3 separate regions of the Mus musculus genome follow, and all the other regions are linked to region 1. A link is a loop called in an ENCODE intact Hi-C map of the cell type or tissue named here. Cell type or tissue: heart. All regions are shown on one strand. Links, peaks and the distances in the headings refer to the core of each region. The heading gives the core; the rest is flanking DNA.

Region 1 (5,722 bases), core at 246-5,245:
TTTCTATTATGATATATTCCCAGATATAAATGATTGGGCCCAGAAATCTAAACTTTTTGTCCTCTTGGGTTTTTGAGGCAAGGTTTCTCTGTTGTAACCTTGACTGCTCTGGAACTTGCTCTGCAGTCCAGGCTGACCTAGAACTCAGAGATCCACTTGCCTCTGTCTCCCAAGTGGAGGAATTAAAGGCATATGCCACTATGCCCTGATTAACCTTTTTGTAAAAAAAAGACATTTTGTTTTTAATTTATGTGTGTGTGAATGATTCTGTGTGTGCGATTGTGAGAAGAGAGAGAGAGAGAAAGTGTGTGTGTGTGTGTGTGTGTGTGTGTGTGTGTGTGTGTGTGTGTGTGTGTGTGAGCCCAAGGAGGCCCCGAAGAGGATTTCCTGGAACTGGAGTTATGGATCGTTGTGAGGCACCATGTGGGTACTAGGACCCAAACCTGAGTCCTCTGGAAAAGCAAGTGCAAGGTCTTAATTGTGAGCTGTTTCTCCAGCCCACCTAAACGTTTTTAAGTCTTTTAAAAAGATTTAATTTTATTTTCATTCGAGTGTGTGTGTGTGTGTGTGTGTGTGTGTGTGTGTGTGTGTGATCTGTGTACAGGAGTGAAGCACCAGTCAGTTGTGAGCTGCCCACTTTCAGTGCTGGGAACCGAACTCAGATCCTCTGGAAGAGTAACATGCTCTCTAAACTGCTGAGCTGTCTCTCTCTCAGCCTCTCTTTAAAGTCATTTAACATACATACCAACATTACAAGAAACGATGCTGCCACCCAAGAGAACATGAGTGTATGCACACAAAGACCTATCTCGGGCTGAGGGTGTCACTCTGTAGCAGGGCACTGCCCTCGCATAATCAAGGACCTGGATTCCTTCCTCAGCACAGCAAAGAAAAAAATAAGCAGGCCTAGCTGAATTACTCTTGCCAGCTTTGGGTAGTCTCAGTTTTAAAAAGTGTACTACTAGCCAAGCAGGATGACACAAGCCTTTAATCCCAGCACTTGGGAGGCAGAGGCAAGTGTATCTTTGTGAGTTTGAAACCAGCCTGGTCTGCATAGTGACTTCCAGGACAGTCAGAGTGATATGGATTTTCTGTCTCAAAAACCAAAAACCAAAACAAAAGCAAAAGAAAACATCTGTTTTAACTGTTAAATTTAGTGAGCAAAATAAATGATCTTCATTCTTCAGTCATTTCTAAGATCCTCGTTAAGTTCCTGTCAGTTAATTTACTGGGGTCACAAAGTGTTTCTTCTGCACTGTTGTGCCTTGGATATGTTTTGATTTGGGGTCTTTTGGGGGAGCACTATTTTGAGAATGAGTTTCATGGAACCCAGTCAAGCCTCAAAGACTCCATCACTGGATTTAAGATGACCTTGAAGTCATGATGGCCTCATTGCCACCTCTCAAGTGTTGGGATTACAAAACAAGCACCACTACATAGACTTTTCTTTTTAAGCTTTACCCTTTTTTAATATAGAGCCTTTGTCTATGGCCCAAATTGGCCTCACCCTCAGGGTACTCCTCGTGCGTTGGCCTCCCTGATGTGGGATTACGTGGGTGTACCAGCGGGCCCAGTTCCTGTAACGTTTGGCTGGTTTTATGTGGAGGTTATTGTTCTCTGCACCCACAGTGCTGAGACTCAAACCCAGGGCCTCTCTACTCATCTCTTCGAGGCAACTGCTCTGCCACCGAGCTACATCCCGTCCCTTATTAACATCTCTGCAGGCGATTGTGTGAGCGTGTGTCACCATTTTGTCTTCTTACGTCACACTGCTGTGACTTGCCCTCTAGGTGCAGATCATCCTTCTGTCTGTCTGTCCTCATTCCCAGGTGTACAGGGAGTCTGTCCTTTATTTGCTTAGTTCTGTTGACATTTTCCTTGATTCCAAGCAATAAACAGCTCTTATTCTTGGAAGGATTTGGTATTACCCTGGTTTGTATTTTCACTCTCTCTATATAATATCACTCTTTGCTGTACCTGTGACTTTCTTTTAATGGTGCTATAAACTGTGGCATAAGATCATTTTAAATGCCTTTGATTAAATTCAGCCTTGCACTCCCTGTTGCCTTGGAGCATCATTCTTTAAATACCCAATTCTAGTTTGACCGTACACAAATTGGAACTGGCAGGTGTGGGGAGGAGTGAGCCAGAAACAACTGCCCTAGCATTGCTCTTGGAGAGCAGGAGTCTGCCCTAGATTGGCTCATAATGTCTCTGAGTGCCTCTGTCGCCATCTACTGAATCTGGAGTGATCAAAAACCCAGTCTCAGAAACTGCTACAAAGAAAATGAAGCAGAGCTTGCCCTGGAACTTTCTTATCACAGTCAGTCAGTCAGTCAGTCAGTCAGTCAGTCTATTGGTTGGTTGGTTGGTTGGTTGGTTGGTTAATGTGTGTGTGTGTGTGTGTGTGTGTGTGTGTGTGTGTGTGTGTGTGTGTGTGTGTGTATGGTGTGGTGTGTGTGTGTGTGTGTGTGGTGTGTAGTGGTGTGGTGTGTGGTGTGTAGTGGTGTGGTGTGTGTGTGTGTGTGTGTGTGTGTGTGTGTGTACCCACAGAAGTTAGAGAACACCTGTGGAAGTCAGTTCTCTCCTTCTACCAACTGTGTCCTGGGGAATGAACTCAGGCCATTAGGTTCAGCATCTTTACTCACTGAGTCATCTTGCCCGCCATTGCTCTGAGACTTTTAATATTGTGTGTCTTATGTCAACTCTGCCCTTCTTACAGCTCCAGCAATCATATTCCTGAAAACTTCAACTCAAGAATCTAAGAAGCACCAATCTTTTCCATGGGGAAATAAGAAAGACACCAAAATGCTTGAAATGGAGGCAGGTAAGGAGGGCCCCAAAGACAAAGGGTAGCTCAAAACAGATCCCTAATGCTGGGGAGGAAGGAAGAGACAGAACTCTAGAGTTTTCAGTTCTCTCTCTCTACTGAAAAACCAATAATCTTTCTCATCTAAAAACACATTCTTCCCCCACGCCTCCATGTCCTTAATGCTTTTCTCTACTTACAGGTATGGTTGTTCTGGGATTCCCCGAGTGCCATGGGACTGAAGTACTAAGCGCTGCACACCCTTAGCTGTTCTTTTTAAAGATTTATTTTTATTTTTTAATTATTTGAATATTCATGGGGGTATACACCTATGTACAGGTACCCACGGAGGGCAGAAGGCATTGGATCCCCTGGAACTAAGTTAAAGACAGTTGTGAACCAGGTTCTTTGTGAAATTTCCTCTGCAGATACTGTTAGCTGCTGAGCTCTCTCTCCAGCCCCTAAGCCTTTGGCTGATAAGGACAGATCTCACTGAAGGCTTCTCTTTCACCGAGTTCTGGATGTAAAGTCAGGTCTGGATACCCATGAAGGACAACACAGAATGCCTCTTTTTTAAAAAAAAAAATATTCCACATTGTTTCTGTTCTTTATGTAGACAAAGCAAATGTTGCACTCTGACTTTGAAAGACTTCTGTTTCTATAAGGAAACACTACTGAATGGAACCAAGTGCAAGAGATGAATCTACAGCTAGAGCATGTTACAAAAGAAACATTGTAGATAGGTGTTGGAGGTAGACAGCAAGGATCCAGTATAATGCTTTGCATTTGGAAAGCCTTTGTTCCACCATCTCATTGAATAACCACAGCCGTTTTGGAGACAATACTGGGGGGGGGGGTTACTCAAAAAGATGCATGCTCGGGTACAAACAATCAGTTTTGCCCTTTATGTGTTTGTTGGAAGACTAAGCGACAGACTCCATGAACCATGCCTAGGGGGGTGTCTGGAGTAAGCCAGTGAGCAATGGCTGTCACTTAGGACTGCTCTGACTTAGGGGTGAGGAACTGGGGCTGCTGGGTGCTTGAGTGATAATCTAGATCCAACAGAACCCGTGGAAGTAGAGTCCTGGCTAGATAACCTCTGGCACAGACGGGGAAGAGAAACATACTACCGTCACATACCCTGCCTTTTAGTACCCTTCCCCATGGGGAAAGGGTGAGAGACCAGAGACTGTCAATCCAATGGCCTAGCTTGCCAGCCCCCTCCTCATTCTGCCCCTATTTGCCTCCCTGGCTTTATGCTCTTTGCCTAGAAATGTGATTTCACAATAATATCATAAGACCCAGTTGGCAGAAAGTGCGGAGTAGTTTACAAACTTACAAAATACCGTACACGTTTGTGAGAGAAGGAAAGTAAACAAATATTAACGTATCAACCCACTGTGGACAGCTGCTGAGTTTCACTTCACTCACACAGCCTTAAGGGGAAGACCGACAGCTGAGACATCTGGGAGAGGGAAAGGTTTGGTCATTTCTGCCAAAATAAGAAGCAACCAGGTAGGACCAGGCGTGGTGGTGCACACCTTTAATCCCAGCACTTGGAAGGCAGAGGCAGGCTGATCGATGTGACTTTGAGGCCAGCCTGGTCGATAGAGAGAGCTCTGCTATTTGTTATACAGAGAAACCCTGTCTCAAAATGTTTAAAAAATGAACATGTCATCCAATGACCCACTGGCCTTCCTAGCAAACCACACATGAGTTATGCAGAGGGATGGCTGCATGTTTCAGGACCACTGTATAGTGAAGGGGATGTGAAATTCCTCTTTGACCTGCTGGCATTTTAGCACCAACATCCAGAATCTTGTGAAATTCAAGACTGGAGTTTCCTCTGGGACTGGCAGAGATTAGGCTACAAGGAGAGAGAGAAGAGGTCAACGCCCCCAGCCAGTAAAGACAACAAAACACAGAGAAATGCCAGAGCCAAAAGCAACTCCAGGACCTCCCATCCTTGCTTGTAGAAACAGAAAGACTGAGTGCATTTCCTACATCCTCATGGAAGCGCTCTGTGTGCTGGACACCTGGCCTGTTGGTTGTTTTCACCTTCACTCATGAAGTGGTACCCGAGGGTAGAGCTCAGTGGAGGGGCATTTGCCCAATGTGTATGAAGCCCTAAGCTCAAACCTCAGAAGCACACAATAAACAAGCAAAACCAGATAAAAATTAAGTTAATATTTGTAATTTCACAATGGCACAACCCAATCATAAATGGCTGTGCCAGGAGCTCAGGCACCTCTGTCTAGCTCCTAAGATTATCTGGAAGGTGTCACTCAGCCTTTGGAAAGTCGGTAGCATTCTCATGTCCGGTATATATGTGTGCACACACTTGTACACTCTCAAGAAACCAGCAAAGCAGAGCATCCCTCCATGAAGCTTGTAGGGCGAGCTCCTGATTGAAGCCTTTGCTTTCCAAAAGATAGCACCTCCTGACTTTAGCAGAGCACATGGGGACTACCGGTCCTCTGAGTTGACAAGCAGCTGGAATGTTTATCTCTGTAACCTCCTTGGAAAATGACAAAAATGAGGGCTAAGGAGAACGCACTTCCTGGGCAAGGATGACAGCCTGAATTCAACCCCTGGATCTCCCATAAAAAGCAAGATGCGGTGGCGATCACAGTCTCCTGAGGCTGACGGTGGGTGGACGAGCAGAAGAAACAAGAGAGGAGGAAAGGGACGACTCCCAAAAGTTACCCTCTCACCTCCATGTGCCTGCCATAGAATGAGCGTGTCTGCACACATTAGACTCTTGTGTGTGCTTGCACATTCTCTCTCAAGAAAGCACTAATACACACACACACACACACACACACACACACACACACACACACGCATGCACGCAAGCACGCACGCACTTGCACAAATAAAATTTTAAGTGCTTGGGAGATGGCTGTGTTGATT
Region 2 (5,722 bases), core at 524-5,523, 120 kb before region 1:
GAGGAGGGAGGAGGTCCCAGCTCAATGGGGTGGACAAGCAGCAGAAAGCCCTCGGATTCCCATGCCACTTCTGTGAGATGTCTTTCTATCCCATCAGATCTGCACACTAGATACCTTGAGCACATTAAACAGACATGGAGACTCAGGTGAGCTCCTTATACGTATAATAAGCTTAGGTTTATTTCAGTCCCAAGTTGATTACCTGCTCATTCTCCTTCCTCGAACTACCTCTGCCCAGCTGCCATCACTCCTGAACAGCAAGCCACATCCTGGCTCTCTTTTCCTTGCTACAGAACCCCGGTGGCAGGCACATATTCCTCAATAGCTGGACACTGTCTTAGTTATTATCCAATTACTATGGCCAAGGCAACTTATTTTTTTTTTTTTTAAAGATTTATTTATTTATTTATTTATTACATGTAAGTACACTGTAGTTGTCTTCAGACACACCACAAGAGGGCGTCAGATCTCATTACAGATGGTTGTGAGCCACCATGTGGTTGCTGGGATTTGAACTCTGGACCTTCGGAAGAGCAGTCGGGTGCTCTTACCACTGAGCCATCTCACCAGCCCGCAAGGCAACTTATAAAAGAAAGCATTTAACTGGGGGCCTGCTTACAGTTTCAGAGGGTTAGTCCACATTCATCATGGTGGCGAGCATGGCAGCAAGCCGGGAGGTGTGGCACTGAAACAGTGACTAAGAGATGACATCTGATCCACAGGCAGCATGGAGAGAGAGAGAGAGAGAGAGAGAGAGAGAGAGAGAGAGAGAGACTGACCCTGGAAAGGGTCTGTGAATTATCAAAGCCCACCCCCAGTGACATACTTTCTCCAACAAGACCTCCTAATCCTTCCCAGATAATTCCACTAGCTAGGGACAGAGCATCAAACCCTGTGACTTCCAGTGTGAACATGGAACCCAAACCCCCAGCCCCAAATCCAATCTGTTCACAACTTCACTTTCTCAGAGCAATCAGAGCATTTCTTTGTTTCCTTCTTACTCAAAGAAGCAAGAGTTGATAAGGTTCCAGGAAATGACATGAACAAAGCCACAGAGCCTCAGTGTGAAGGCCAGCGCCATTCATCGCCCTGTTGCCCAGGGCAACCAAGGTCACTTTTCTGGGCCTCAACTTATTTGCTTATAAAGCAAGAATTCTATGACCAGAATTACAGAGTTGTTTTGAGAATTAAATGAGAAAGGGCCCAGCACCCATCAGTGTTCAGAACAAAACTGCTGATGGACCCTAGCTCTCAGGTGATCCTGGATCTTTGGCAAGGAAATGTCTCAGGATGCTCTTTCCTTGGGCTTCTTTTAGCTATAATGCAGTGTTCTTATTCTATGGAAAGCTTTTGCTGAGTTTTCTCAAGTCTGCAATTGGAAACATGGTCTAGGGTAGGAAATGGTAGCTCTCTCCGGATCCTGGTGGGGAAGTCCCCTAAGTATCTTCTGTAATGAATAACACAGAAGATGAGCCTTGAAAACTTTGAACAAAGATGAGTCAAAAAGGCCCTGTCCGTCAGAGTCACTGATGAGAGCAAAGTGCTTGAAGACCCATGCCATGGCTTCAAACAGAGGCTCAGAACCTACACACATCAGGACAGACCTCAGGGGACCTGAAGCAACGGCTGACACCTGGAAGTGACCTATTCACTGCAGCCTCTGACTGTCAAAGCGACGACGAGGCCAGAAGCCTGCTATTACTTATGGAACTGGAGCTCTTGTGCAAGCAAACCAAAATCCTGTTTAATGCAAACACTGGCCTGCAAACAAAGATGTCACCAACATAAACCTCCTGCTATCCTTCACAGAGGGTCTTCTATCTCGACCTGTCAGATGTGTTTGCCTGAATGGATCCAGTGCCACCAGGCTGCTCGAATGAGATGTTATTAGCCCTCATTTAGCACACTGCTCCACCCAGCTATACCGGGGCGTACCTCGTGGTGGGGGAAAGGCCTGCTTTGGCCTGTGTGCACAGAATACAGGCTGCAGAACTAGCTTCCTGATCATCACCCCCAGATCGTGGTAGCCTGATCCTAAGTGATAGGGTTTACGGAAGACAGTTCATTCTACTCACAAATAGGTAGGAGATTTAGACATTCAGAATGACAACTTGACAATCCAGACTCTACATCCCCTTTAGATCAAGTCCTAGGACGGATGACTTTTTAAGAGACTTTCACCATAAAGTTTATTTTCAATCATAACAGACTGGCTTACATGGGGCCCTTCCATGAGCCATACCTTTACAGGAAAGAAGCTACTGAGCAGTATTCCTAAAAGCTGGGATACTATTATTGCCAGGGCGCCCTTCTTCCCAGCTGGGTTTCTTTTTAACAAGAAATTCAAGGAGGCTTAGGACTAGACAACTAGCAAGCAATGGCGCTGTAGTTACAGAGCGGCATATCTGGTCCACACCGAGCCTGATCATTTAGTCACCTTCCTTGGAGTAGCTTAACTTTGCTGAAGTTTAAATGTGCATGTAGGACTCCACAGAGTCACCAGCACTTGCTTACAGGGGCTTTAAAGGGCACCTTGCACAATACCCAGCTCCTAAAATCTCTGGTCAGAGTCAGCCGCAGCCCTGGGCCTCAGGACCTTAGCTTGCTCTTCTCCGTGCTGCCCAATTAGCCATGAGAGTGTCTGAGACCAGGACTTAAACTCAGACCTGGACAACTGCAGACTATAAAGCGCTGACTCGAGGACTTCCCATAAGCCTCAGCAGCAGGGGATGTGGATAGGCCAACAGGGCAGAATGCCTACATGAGCAGTCTTGGCTCCAGGTTGAGCCCTGGACACAGTTCCTGTTGCTGCTCTTAGGAAATGGCACCAGCCAGCTAGGTACCCCTGAGCACCACAGGGAGGAAAGGAAGTTTGCTTAGGGCTGCCTCTAGCCACTGCTTTATCCTGTCCTTCATGGCTTTCCCCCAACTCCCTTGGGGAAAGATTCCAGTCTCCCACTCTTCCTTCAAACCTGTACTCAGCCCTGCCTCCTGGGGCTCTTCTCCTGGAAGACCTTGGAACTTGTGTTCCCGTCTCTGCACTCCCCCGCAGTGACCCGAGTCAGCTGAGCACTGCGGACCATGGGTTAGGGTGTGGGGAGGAGGCTTTGGTACTGTGCCTGGCCTTCAGATCAAACAGCTTATTGTTTCTCTTCTTTCTCAAGCACTCAGCCTAGGATTTTGATAGAAGTAGTCCCGTTGTGACTCACACATTAGTATGCAACTTAGAAATCATTCTTTCTATCACACAGATGTGTCCCAAGTCCAGGGGTTTCAGGAAGGCATAGGATCTACCTTCTGCTGCTTAGGCGTGGGGTGAAGAAAAAAGCCTTCTTCTTGGGTAAGACCTGATGTGCTGCCGCCTTTGCTAGAGGAAATTAAAAAAGGGAAACTTTGTCCCATTTTAAAGGAGGAACAGTTTACTAAACAGCGCAAGGGGAAGCCCAGCCACAGACAGCGAGGCAGAGACTGAGTCATGTATGAACCTGTTGTGGTCAGGGCTGGGGAAACTGGGAGAACATGAAGCTCGGATCCACTACTAGGAGGCCTCTGCTCCAGGAATCACTGGCTCCACTCCAAGCAGGGGACATCATGCTTTCGACCTCTTTGTTAAAACCTCTTCCTCAAAAATACGTTTACATTACAATTCGTAACAATAGCAAAATTACAGTTATGAGGTTGCAACGAAAATACTTTTATGGCTGGGGGGGCGGGGGTCACCACCATATGAGGAACTGTGTTAAAGGGTGGCAGCGTCAGGGTGGTTGAGGGCACTGGTCTAAACTGTGAGGAGCTTTGGTGGAATGTGAAGTGCCATTGTGGCAGATAGCAGGCAAGCTGTGGCCCTCCCTCGCCCTCTCCCAGCCAGTGTCACCCTGACCAGCTGATGTGGAACTCATTCCTACATAGGGATGTCAGGCTTAGTCGGGGACAGAGATGAGACACAATGGAGAATGTAACCTCCCCGAGAAGAATGGGGACATTCTAAAGGGACACTTGGGGCCATCACATTGACTGTCAGACTACAGAAACAATGGACCCCAAGAATCCAGAACTCCCCTCAAGGATCTTAAACTAGAAGAAAAGGCTGAGTTTCTGAGGACAAGCAGAGGAGAAAGCTGTCTCCTGTAGGAAGGGTAAACATGGGGAGACAAACTGAGAGAACAGGAGATGGAGATAAAGAACTCCCTGTCTAGGACTGCTTAGTTCCGTATGCTCCTTGACACCTATTTAAGCCTCATCCATATTAGCTCCCAAACACCAATTTGTGTTGCTACATCTCTGATTCCCTTCCCAGGCTGTTAGGGCTCAGGAGCTCAGCCTAAAACTCAGCAACAGGAACAACTACAGGATCAACCTGAGAAACACTATGTTGTGTCTAGAAGCACCAAAGTCCCAAAAGGAACCTGAACAATTCAAACCCAGGTTTGCATCCCACCACTGACCTTTACCACCACCACCACACACACACACAAACACACACACACTCAGACACACAGAGACACATACATACACAGAGACACACACAGAGAGACACACAGACACACACACACACAAACCATCCCTACCCTAGAGCCAGTTTCTGAGCACTAAAGCTAATTTCATTCAAAATGGGTGCTGTAAGCAGCCATGCCTCTCTGTTGCTAAACCAATTATCAATGTCTCTGTTTCTATCTTGGTGAGGCTTCAAAGAGCCCCACTAGGGAGCAGGTGTAGTCTGGACCCAGAGGCACAGGGCTGCTCTGTCTCCACGGGAGACAGAAGAATGCTTCCAAATACTTTCTGCCTCCCCTCTTCCCCTACGCCCTCCCCCCTTACCCCCCTCCCCCCTCATCCCACCCCACCCCCACGTTCTCAGCCTCCACAGGATCAAGTTTCCTCTGACCCAGTGGATCCAGAAGATCTCTAGGCCTCACACTGAGTCCTTTTCAGAGGTCTCACATGACAGCCTGGCAGGCGCAGCTGTTCCCAGAGAAGGCATTAATAATACAGGCCTTTTTCCGCAAACTCTGGCAAACAGTCTGAAATGACAAGTGGAAACACTGTGTCAAAATTCTCCCTGGGGCTGAGGGTGGGGGTGGCCAGAGTAACTCACCTTTATCTGGAGGGACTTGGAGCTCTCTGGGGGAGGCTAGAGGAAATAGCTAGGGGTGAGAGGGAGGGGCGCAAGCACAGGCATTCCGTGACACCAGGGACTTCAAAGGAATGCTGTGGGGGCAAGAAACAGGGGAATACAGCCCCTGTGACTTATCGGCCCAGTGGTGAACTGAGCCAGGGATTACCACTTGGCAATAGCAAACTACAGAGGTACAATTGCCTGAGACAGAAGGGGGGGGGGCCACCAGGGGGTGAGAGGCTCAGAGGACTTGCATGCCCTTTGTTCTTGCACTCTCTGGGCCTAAGAGAGCAATGCACTTACTCATGAAGGACCAATAACTTAAGTAGTGTGGGCTATATAGGAAGAGACCCCCCAGGCTCAGTACCCACGGCACAGTCAGCACACACTTTGCTCCCTCAACAGCCTCAGTTCCCTCAGCAGGAAGATGTGGAATGATGCCACACAGTGTAAAGATTCATTCAAGAATGTGATGTGCGAAGAACACCATCCCTCACCCCCAGGCAATGCATGGGAGCAGGCACCCATGAACGGGCTTCTAGTCCTTCCATACAGAGCTGAGCCAGCCTGTCATCAAGTCTATCTTCAGTTCCGGGGAGAGGGGCA
Region 3 (5,722 bases), core at 524-5,523, 180 kb before region 1:
TTTGCTGTCTCTGGAAACACCAGTCACCACCAATGCCACTTGCCTCAATGGCTTTGATGGCCAGGGCTCTGCATTTCTTATCTTTAAGCTTTCCTGTCACTGGATTCAGTTTGGCAGGGATTCAAATATCTTTTGGGTATGGATAATATTAAAGTTGTTTAATGTTGCTCTACTTTATTGAAAAGTTGACTCTGGAGTGGGCTATGACTCTCCCTCCTGTAGACCCAAGCATGCTTGGGTAACCTCCAATTGTCCTCTGTCAGACAGGCCACTTGACTTTGTGACAGAGATGGGAGAGCAAAGCAAAACAACAACAGGAATTAGATTATTGGTTTCATTTAACTGCCTAAAACTTTTGCTAAGATGTAAACCTTAGCTCAAGATCTGTAAGACTATTCATTATGTAAACTTTCTGTACCTCAAAATTTGTATGTTTACTGGGTATGGTTAAAAATCTGTAAAATCTGTAACAAAAAAAAAAGTTAACTTAAAATTTGTAACATGAGAGGTTGACAGTTAAAAATCTATACATAGGTAACCTTAAAGGAACCATATGGTATGATGCCATCTTGGGCTATAAGCAACATGTGGCTTGTCTGTTGCCATCTTAGCTGCTGTCCCCCATCGGGATGGAGGCAGCCAGAAACAGAGCCAGCTGGAGCCTAGGAGACCTGCTGTGTGTGCCTGTCTGTGTGTGCTGCCCAGGGTGGGGCCACAGAGGGGACCCAAGCCCTTAGGGGAAGCCCAGATGAGTGAATCCCAGACACTGAACATTGAGTTGTTTGCACTGTTGGAGTTTGGTTTTGCTTTGTCCCCACTGTGGCTGTGCCCTGTTTTGTCTCTCTTACAATAAAATAGAGTATTTATATATATATATATTATTGGAGTTTACAATAGACAGATTTTTAACTTTTTTTAAAAGGGAAATTTAGGAGTTTTGAAACTTTAAATTAAAAAGTTAGATATTTCCTTTAAATATTTACATTTATAAGGCTATGAGATATTTTAAGTTTCTTTTTTTTTAAAGATTTATTTATTAATATATATTAATACTTAATATACAAAGGCATCTCACTGGGCTATCCCACCCTTCAATGTTAGTCATAGGCAGGGAGGAGATTCTGGCAATGGAACACTCATCAGTATATATTAAGTACACTGTAGCTGTCTTCAGACACTCCAGAAGAGGGAGTCAGATCTTGTTGCGGATGGTTGTGAGCCACCATGTGGTTGCTGGGATTTGAACTCTGGACCTTTGGAAGAGCAGTCGGGTGCTCTTACCCACTGAGCCATCTCACCAGCCCATATTTTAAGTTTCTAAAATGCTTTATATTAGATGTCGACTAATATGCTCTTTGGGGATTTTTTTTGGTTTTGTTTGTTTGTTTTCATTTTGTTTTGTTTGTTTGGTTGTTTGGTTGGTTTTTTTAAGACAGGGTTTCTTTGTGTAACAGCCCTGGCTGACCTGGAACTCGCTTTGTAGACCAGGCTGGACTCAGATTCACACAGATCTGCCTGCTTCTGCCCTCCAAGTACTGGGATTAAAAATGTCCTCCACCACGGCCCAGTTTATTAATATGTAATCTTCAAATAAATAAGTAATGAATGAATGAATGGCTAACGAATTAGAGCTGCAGCTATCAGCACCAAACAGAGGAACCTAGAATATTCCTATCATGGGATGCAGTAAGTCAGTGACCTAAGCAGTCTGGCAAAGAGACCATGGAATGTCTTCCTAACCAGGGACTATCCAGGCTGACAGAGACTGACCAAAGAATGGACGCCTAGTCTCTTAGTCTGTGCCAACTTTGTTAATCGTTAGCTATTTAGATAAGAGTCACCTAAGGAACTGTGACAATCTGTAATGGTGCGCCATGGAAGGCCTGGGGAAGTAAGTTCCCAGTGTCCCTGTGAACTGTATTTATGACTCAAAGTTTTATTCTGATACTAAAAGAATACCAATTCGGATATTCAGCCCCAAGAGAGGTGGCAGCAGCTGCTGCCCTTGCTGCTGCTATTGGCTGGTTGGAGATATCCTGACAATGAAGATTAGACATGCCCCAAGGAACTTGGTGCCCCAATCAGCAGGAAGTAGTCTAATGATATCAACATCCCCTTCCCCCCTTTACCATCTGCAGTCACAGCTCTCAGTAATAACTACTTATGTCTCTGTCAAATGATTTATATCGGAAAGAAAGGGATGTGAAGTCTATGTAAGTTACAGGGGTCTAAGAAAGCAACTTCTGTGGATGTAAAATATTGTGTAAGTTCTGAAGGCCTTAGGAAGTTATTTAAGATATATGAAAAAAATGAGAGAATACAAAATGTTTCAAATTTCCGTCCCCTTCTATGATGTTGTTGTTATACTAAGATCTCAGAAGTTCAGAGTTCTAACATCGATTAACGGAATTCTGATAAACTGGTAAAGCACGGATTACCATTACTAGTCACAAGCTCAAGATCTGACGTTTCCTTTGGTTGTCTGCTTCTGACCGGGCTAAAACCATCTCGGCTCAATCTGGGTACCCAGCCCTCTGGACAGAGAAGCAAATGTCCATACTTTTTAAGGCAAACCCATCGCTTCTGCTAGCTCATAAGCATGCTTCTACTCTGTTTACAGAATTAGCTGCTTTTTCTACAATGTGGATTTCAGTGCGGATTGTGAACAATGATAACGCTATCAAATCTAAAATTTTTATCTCTTTTTTTAAACTAAAAAAAAAAATCAAAAATACTTCAGGGAGTTGTGGAAGTCGTTCCGTTTTGGATCTACCTCTCACAGATCAAACAGACTCTAGATAAGTACACCCTAGTTGTCTGTGCCTATATCACTCCCTCCCCAACTCAACTCCCCCCCACTTTGGGATTCCTCCCCTAACCACCAGGACTAGGGTCCTGAAAGCTACAAATGTAATATTTTTTTCCTTTAAGTTTCTTGACTTTAACTTCTATCCCTAGTCTATATCTGATTTAGCAGATTTCCACCTTGCTGACAGATACCACCTAGAAATCAGCTGTGGACAAACTGTTCCAAATGACTTCAAGGCCTGGGCTTGCTGGAAGCTGATGCGAACCAGTCCAGTTCCCTTTCTCTTCGGCTGGGTCAGTTAACAAGATGCTTCTGATGAGTGTTCCATTGCCAGAATCTCCTCCCTGCCTATGACTAACATTGAAGGGTGGGATAGCCCAGTGAGATGCCTTTGTTTGTTAGGAACGAGTCTTGGAAGAGAGCACTTGGACTTCCCCTTTCTCTAGTCCCGTACACAAAGTGAGCAATGGCGTGCTGTCTCAGCACAGGCTCTCATGTAACTGGGAGCCAAAGTAAATATTTTCTTGTTCTTAAGATTTATTATCATTTTAAATTGCATCTAGAGGTGTGTGTGCATGAGCACTAGAGCCCTCAGAGCTCAGCGTCTTCTAAGATGACCCTTGTGAGCCACTTGGCATAGATGCTGGGGACCCAACTCGGGTCCTCTACTGGACCAGTGCACACTGCTAACCAGTGAGTCTTCTCTCTAGCCCCAGCATTTTCTCCTTGTAAACTGAATGTCTCATGTATTTGTAGTAATAATAAAACGAAGTCAAATGTCCCGTTATGCTGTTTTAAATGAACTAGTTTTCAATATCTGTCTCCTAAAAGGGTAAAGAGGGGGAGATCTGGGCTTTAAAATCTTTGCCAGAGAGGAAGCTGCTTTTAACAATAAGGAGGAAGTGTAGTGATGACCTTGGCCATCTACTCTGAGCTTTTATCCCTGTGATAACAAACAGCAATTAGCAAGACCTGATCTCTATCTAGACTAATCTAGGACTGTGTACACAGCTGCCGTGTCCTGGAGTTAAGAATGGGAAGTGGGGGCTTATAGATGCTAACAGCACAGATTGACCCAAATTAACCAGTTTCCCATTTAAACCTGAAGCTCTAAGTCACCTAAGACCTATAAGTCCCAAAATAGTGTCATCTCTACTGGTCACAGTGGTGGTCTAGGAGGGAGACAGGCTTGGGGGGGGCTTCCTCCTGGGCACCTCCCCAGAGGCTTCCTTTCTACCTGTGTTGGTTTTTAAATTTACTCAGCTCCATCTCATCTACACCATGAAAAGAATAGAAACGCCAGTGCCCTGCTCCAAGTTACCCTGCATTGTGTAAAACAGTGGTCTATCAGTCTGTGCCATCCTGAGAGAATCCATTCTCAAGGAGGTTTTGACACCATCTTGAGGAGGGAGGATGACTCTGTACCAGTGTGGACATGTCCGGCACCACTCACATGCACAGACTGATGAACGATTTATTCCTGGGAGTAGGAAGGGTGCCACCCTGTCAATTTATCAGAGTGAATTGAGAAGGAAGGGCATAACATAGGTATCTTAAAGGCATATCAGGTAAATCAGACCAGAAAACTTACTGGATACACTAGATCATAGCGAGGCAAACACTTAAAACTACAGTGGCAGTGACCCCCAGCAACCTGTCAGCTGCTGACCACCCTAGTATGCATGTCAAAGGACCAACTGGCAGATCTCGCCATTGTTCTCCAGGGTTCAGCTTGGTTTAGTCCTGCTTTTGATAGTCTAACAGAATTACCATCTACCTACATTCTCTTCTCCCACCCAGACCTGCCCACCTGCCTGTTCATTCATCTTGACCTGCTCCTGCCCTTTTGTCTATACAGCTCCACTAGACTCTATAGCTCAGTTCTGACCCTGAAGCCTAACACTGATATCTTGCCCCTTACATTTCTATCAATTTCCCCGTCGTAGGCCTTCATAAACCTATGAACACCCCTGCAATAGCCATTTAGTTCTTTCAGTCACTCTTCAACCTCTTCACATACACACGTAGATAGATAGATAGATAGATAGATAGATAGATAGATAGATAGATAGATAGATGATATATAAATAGATAGATGAATAGATAGATAGATAGATAGATAGATAGATAGATAGATAGATAGATAGAGATAGGTAGCTATATGATGGATAAATAAATGGATAGATAGTAGATAGATGATAGAAAGATAGATAGATGATAGATAGATAGATAGATAGATAGATAGATAGATAGATAGACAGATATATATTTTGTGTGATATGAAATGTGTGACTTGAAAGTCAATGTTAAAAATTAAGATAAGGATAAAAGAACCCACGTTTGCTCTGGCTAGGGCTGCCAAAGAAAGCAGGAATTACCTGGTAAGTTACTGCCATTGGAACCACTGTAGCTTTGGCTACAGTATGAATTTACTGGCATCCAATAAATCCCAACACTGTGGAAAGCCACTCTTGTAGGCTACTGAACTATAATTATACCATCTTGTTACTGTATTCTTAAGATACTTTCATTGTTAAAATTACCTTCTTCCCTTGGTTCACTTAACAGGCCGATACATTCCTTAGGGACAAAGGTTTTCTGTGTTTGAAATTCCTTTTAGCAGACTTCCTCTTCTCCTACCTCAACTACAAGACATACACTTTGATGAAACTCTGCCTCTGTCTGTTTGTCTTTCTCTGTCTCTGTCTGTCTGTCTGTCTGTCTCTCCATCTCTCTGTCTGTCTGTCTCTCTCTCTCTTTCTCTTGTAAATGCCTACGTGACATCTCTTTACAGATACCTAAATTTGACATAAACCCCAGCTGGAATTGTAGGGCTTTGTCCTCTCTAGCTCAGATTTCCTGTGTCTGGGGCATGAGAAGAAAACCAGTGGAAATATGAAGAGATTTTTAGAG

Evidence for each region. A loop is a pair of places that touch in the nucleus more often than their neighbours do. Peaks named below come from ENCODE experiments on the same cell type or tissue, not always from the same donor. Only the 100,000 strongest peaks of a DNase experiment are listed, where the experiment ranks them.
Region 2: it touches region 1 in a loop (2.5-fold over the local background); 5 of 42 quality-filtered maps call a loop at or near these places.
Region 3: a loop joins it to region 1, with 2.5 times the contacts of the local background. A loop is called at or near these places in 3 of 42 quality-filtered maps.

The regions. Positions count from the first base shown.
Region 1 is chr16:23,148,093-23,153,814 of GRCm38, reverse strand. All of the region lies in intron 1 of Adipoq (adiponectin, C1Q and collagen domain containing), which reads right to left. Among named protein-coding and RNA genes, the nearest start is that of Adipoq, 4.4 kb to the right of the region's middle. In heart, for the core only: a CTCF peak has its summit at 2,222; a DNase peak (open chromatin) is centred at 2,214.
Region 2 is chr16:23,270,066-23,275,787 of GRCm38, reverse strand. The region is part of intron 2 of St6gal1 (beta galactoside alpha 2,6 sialyltransferase 1); the gene reads right to left. Among named protein-coding and RNA genes, the nearest start is that of BC106179, 47 kb to the right of the region's middle. In heart, for the core only: no CTCF peak of the experiment used is centred there; DNase peaks (open chromatin) are centred at 3,047, 3,487, 3,787, 5,027 and 1 weaker place; H3K4me3 peaks cover 247 bases; H3K27ac peaks cover 2,177 bases.
Region 3 is chr16:23,330,398-23,336,119 of GRCm38, reverse strand. The region is part of intron 5 of St6gal1 (beta galactoside alpha 2,6 sialyltransferase 1); the gene reads right to left. Among named protein-coding and RNA genes, the nearest start is that of Gm30814, 6.6 kb to the right of the region's middle. In heart, for the core only: no CTCF peak of the experiment used is centred there; a DNase peak (open chromatin) is centred at 3,169.